2 separate regions of the Homo sapiens genome follow, and region 2 is linked to region 1. Evidence: read pairs that join two places in POLR2A ChIA-PET (ENCODE). Cell type or tissue: A673. All regions are shown on one strand.

Evidence for each region. Peaks named below come from ENCODE experiments on the same cell type or tissue, not always from the same donor. Only the 100,000 strongest peaks of a DNase experiment are listed, where the experiment ranks them.
Region 2: POLR2A ChIA-PET joins it to region 1 with 6 read pairs; 1 of 35 experiments calls an interaction of 5 or more read pairs at or near these places.

Annotation. Positions count from the first base shown.
Region 1 is chr19:4,693,368-4,695,867 of GRCh38, reverse strand. It overlaps DPP9 (dipeptidyl peptidase 9), which reads left to right. Exons shown (of 22, transcript NM_139159.5): 12 at 313-490; 13 at 1,045-1,207. Among named protein-coding and RNA genes, the nearest start is that of DPP9-AS1, 15 kb to the right of the region's middle. RefSeq lists an enhancer at 618-1,817. In A673, no CTCF peak of the experiment used is centred here; a DNase peak (open chromatin) is centred at 1,287; H3K27ac peaks cover 1,619 bases.
Region 2 is chr19:4,232,469-4,234,968 of GRCh38, reverse strand. EBI3 (Epstein-Barr virus induced 3) reads right to left here. Exons shown (of 5, transcript NM_005755.3): 3 at 1,662-1,840; 4 at 145-302. Among named protein-coding and RNA genes, the nearest start is that of EBI3, 4.2 kb to the right of the region's middle. In A673, CTCF peaks have their summits at 1,232 and 1,436 (motif pointing left); a DNase peak (open chromatin) is centred at 1,418.

The DNA of each region.
Region 1 (2,500 bases):
GGATAGCGACTGTGGGCCGAAGAGTCAGTGAAGAGGAGAAACTATTAGAGCTTGCCGCTGTGAGACTTAGGCCATTGTTTCCGGAACACTTGGATCATGAAATCTTGTCACCCATCCTGTCCTCCCCTAAGCATGTGCCAGGAAGGAAGCCTGTGGGTGCTGCAGGGTTACTTGGCCAAGTGCAGGTGAAGCCAGCGCAGGAAGCCCAGCCCTGATTCCACACGGGTTTGGACGCTGCGTCCCCAGCTTCTCTGTGCAGGCCACTGAGGCTCCCAGCTTCCCTCTCATCTTCCCCCGCATCTTCCCCCTTAGCGCCTGGGCCATGTTCCTGGACCGGCCCCAGCAGTGGCTCCAGCTCGTCCTCCTCCCCCCGGCCCTGTTCATCCCGAGCACAGAGAATGAGGAGCAGCGGCTAGCCTCTGCCAGAGCTGTCCCCAGGAATGTCCAGCCGTATGTGGTGTACGAGGAGGTCACCAACGTCTGGATCAATGTAAGCGGGGCAAGCGCTGGCTGTATGCCCGCCTGGGCCCTGGAGTCACACTGTCCCCACCCCCACGTCCTAGAAGGCTGAGCGCCAATGGCAGGTGGTGTTTGCCCTTGTGTGGAGAAGTGAGCTCAGGCCTTGGCCATCCCTGGCTGGCAGGGAAGAGGGTCTAGGGGGGTTGGTGAGTCTGGCAGCCATTGGAGCCTCTCCCCTCATCTATTTTTTTCTTTAATTAGAGACAGGGTTGCTCTGTTGCCCAGACTAGAGTGCAGTGGTGTGGTCATAGCTCACTGCAGCCTTGACCTCCTGGGCCTAAGTGATCCTCCCACCTCAGCCTCCAGAGTAGCTAGGACCACAAGCCTGCACCACCATGCCTGGCTAATTTATTTATTTATTTTTAGAGGTGGGGTCTTACTATGTTGTCCAGGCTGGTCTCTGAAATTCCTGGGCTCAAGCAAGTCTCCTGCCCCAGCCTCCCAAACTACTGGGATTACTGGTGTGAGCCACCATGCCCGGCCACCCACACCTTCTGACGCATCTTCTATCTGCTTTCCGGACAGGTTCATGACATCTTCTATCCCTTCCCCCAATCAGAGGGAGAGGACGAGCTCTGCTTTCTCCGCGCCAATGAATGCAAGACCGGCTTCTGCCATTTGTACAAAGTCACCGCCGTTTTAAAATCCCAGGGCTACGATTGGAGTGAGCCCTTCAGCCCCGGGGAAGGTGAGCAGAGCCTGACGAATGCTGTCGACTCATCGCGTTAGTCACGTGTGGTTCAATATGCTGTTTGTTCATTGGTCGGCCCCCCCACTCAGCCAGCACACCCTGCGGGAGAAGGAACAGGGATCGGCAGGAAGCCAGCCTTCCCCAGTGACTGCATGATCTGGCAGGGCTTAGAGCACCCAACTGTTGGCTTATTCAGGCAGCAGATTTACTGAGCACCTCCCCTGTGCCAGGCCCTTAGCACAACCAGGGGTTGGCCACCTACGGCCCACAGGTCAAATCCGGCCCACCACCTGTGTTCATAAATAAAGTTTTATTGGCACTGAGCCACAGCCACTTGTTTACAGAGACTGTCTGTGGTCGCTTTTGTGCTGCAGCAGCAGAACTGGGTAGTCCCAGCAGAAACTGTTGTGCAAGGCCAAGATTTACTGTCTAGCCCTTTGTAGAAACATTTGCCAGCTCCTGCTGTAGGTAGCTGTGATGGAATTGTTCACTGTAAATAAAGAAAAAGGAAAATCCCTGCTCTTGGGACCTTCTAGTGGAGGAGGCAGTATTCCAGAAACAGTTAGAGGTGCTGCCTCTGGTGTGATGTGCGTGGTGGAAGGAAATGCAGTCGGGCGAGAGGCTTGAGGGTGAGGGGCCTTCTTTCTACAACGGGAGGGCATGAGGACGTCTCTGGAGAGCATGCTGTGGAGGTGAGGGGTCCACACCACGGCTCTGGGCAGAGCCACAGCCCGTACAAAGGCCCTGGGGCAGGCAGGACTGTTCCTGGCATGTTGGAGGAATAGGGAGGAGGCCCCTGTGGCTGGAGCACAGGGAGGAGGGGGAGAGAGGGAGGAGAGGGTGGGGAGAGAAAAAGCAGATGGTGCAGGGCCTGCTGGGGCTCCAGGAGGACTTGGGCTTTGACCCCGAGAGAAATAGGAAGTCGTCACCCTCACCTCAGTTTCAGATGACTCCTCTGGTTGCAGCTTGCACACAGGCCCAGGGGCCGGGAGAGGCGACAGGCTTGCTGTCATGGCAGTGGCTGAGCTGTCCTGGTGGGTCTGATTCTGGATGTGCTTGGACAGCTGAGCCCACACCGTTTGCAGTGGAAAGGGTGGGGGATCAGAGAGGAGGGAGGCGGCATGGATGCCCGGAGGGCTCCGCAGGTCCAGTCTAAGACAGACTCAGAGAGGGACTGTTCTAGGAGAGAAAAAATCCAGAGTCGGGTTTGGATGTGTTCAAGTTGAGGTGCCCGGTAGTGGAGATGCTGTATGGGCCAGTTCCCGTGCCTGGAGCTCAGGGAACCGAGAC
Region 2 (2,500 bases), 460 kb after region 1:
GGAATCAGATTGCTGGACTGCTCTTATTCAATGCACCCGGAATCGCAAGCTATGTGCAAGAGCCCAGCACACCTGCTAGTCTTGGTAAAAACCATTCCCTCTGCCAGGCACCACCCTTTCCAGCCTCCCCCTCATCCTCCTCACCCGGTGGAAGCGCGCAGCTCCCTGACGCTTGTAACGGATCCAGTACTTCAGTGAGAAGATCTCTGGGAAGGGCCAGGACCCGGGAGGCTCCCACTGCACCTGTAGCTGGCGCTCAGCGAGGGGGCTTAGGCGCACGCCTTCTGGAGGGTCGGGCTTGACTGACGGACAAGCAGGAAGCAGGGTCAGGGGACAGTAAGTCCAGTCATTCATTCATTCACTCATTCATTCAACCAACATATTATGTATATATTTTGTTTGTTTTGAAACGGAGTCTCACTCTGTCACCCAGGCTGGAGTACAGCGGCGTGATCTCAGCTCACTACAACCTCTGCCTCCCAGGTTCAGGCGATTCTCCTGCCTCAGCCTCCCGAGTAGTTGTGAGCCACCATGCCTGGCTCAACCAACAAATATTTATTGAGAAACTGTGTGCCTGGGGCTGCCACAGAGGGGACAAAACAGTGACCTTAACTGACCTACCCCTGTCCTCATGGAACTCACAATCCATCAGGGGGAAGACAGGAAATAAACAAATCCATAGGTCACACAGAATAGGGAAGAAAGCTGGGGAGTGCAGGAATGGCAGTGGCCGCAATTTTTGTTTTGTTTTGTTTTGTTTTTTGAGATAGAGTCTCGCTCTCTCGCCCAGGCTGGAATGCAGTGGCACAATCTCAGCTCACGGCAACCTCCACCTCCTGGGTTCAAGTGATTCTCGTGCCTCAGCCCCCTGAGTAGCTGGGATTACAGGCACCTGCCACTATGCCCAGCTAATTCTTGTATTTTTAGTAGAGGCAGGGTTTCACCATGTTGGCCAGGACTGGTCTCAAACTCCTGACCTCAGGTGATCGGCCTGCCTCAGCCTCCCAAAGTGCTGGGATTACAAGTGTGAGCCACTGAGCCTAGCCAGAGCTTGCAATTTTTAATAATCTACTCAGGAGAGGTCTTACTGAGGAGGTGATGTATGCACAGAGACCCGAAGGAGGTGAGGGAATAAGTCATGGGGACATTTGGGGGAAGGTGTTCCAGGTAGAGGGCACCGCCCATGCAAAGGCCCTGGGGCAGAACTATTCCTGGCATGTTGAACATCAAGGAATCACATGTGGCCACAGCAGAGTGAGCAAGGGGGAGACAGGGAGGAGGGGAGGGCATGGAGGAGACAGGGCAGGTTGTCCAGGGTTTGGTGGGCAGTAGGAAGGACTTGGGCTTTGACCCCAAGGCAGGTGGGAGCCATGGAGGGCTGTAGGCAGAGGGACGTGCCCTGACTCAGGTGCTCTCAGGCGCCCTCTGGTGGCTGCTGTGGGAAGGACAGACTGTGGAGGCCAGGGCTCAGGATGGAGGGGACTGGGCTGTCAATGATGGGGGTGCTCCACGTACTGGTAGAGGAGGGGGAAGAAGGGGTCAGATTTTTGCTTAAGTGTGAAGGTGCAGCCGCAGGACTGGAGGACAGGTGGGAGGTGGGGTGGGGGGAGCTGGAAGGAGACGGCAGCCCCGCCCCCGCCCCCACTGCCGCCCCCACTCACTGATGTGCTCTGTTATGAAAGGCACGAAGCTGCTGCTGGAGCCCCAGGGGTGGACGGCGGTGACATTGAGCACGTAGGGAGCCATGGAGAACAGCTGGACATCCGTGATGGTGCAGCTGGTGGACGTTGGCGTCTGCTGCAGGCAGGGCCAGCTGTGGCCCCGGGCAGCCATGCCGAGCCTGCACAGGGTGGGGCTCGCTGAGCGCCTCAGGGAGTGCCTGTGGCCTCAGCACCTCCTACTGCCGGGCCTGACCCGGGACCCCAAGGAGAGGCAGGAACAGGAGGGGGCAGCGGATGGGGATCCCGGGGTGGGGTCCTGGTGGTGGCCGTGCCACCCCCCGGGGGCAGGGCATGGGCCCCAACATCACGGTGCCCCTGATGGTTCAGGTCGGGGATTACAACCCAAGCTAGATGCTAGGGTCCGGGATTCTAAAGGTTTCTGGGATGTCAGCATTCATTCATTCATCCATCCATTCATTCATTCATTCATCCGTTCATTCATTCATTAATTCATTCCTTCATTCATTCATTAATTCATTCCTTCATTCATTCATTAATTCATCCCTTCATTCATTCATTCATTCATGACAGGGTCTCCCTCTGGCGCCCAGGCTGGAGTGCAGTGGCATGATCCTAGCTCATTATAGCCTTGAACTCCTGGCTCAAGGGATCTTCCCTGTCTCAGCCTCCAGAGCGGTTGGGACTACAGGCACGCATCACCACTCTTGGCTAATTTTAAATTTTTTTTCTACAGATGGGGGGGGGTCTCAGTATGTTGCCCAGGCTGGTCTTGAACTTCTGGGCTCAAGTGATCCTCCCACCTCGGCCTCCCAAGTACC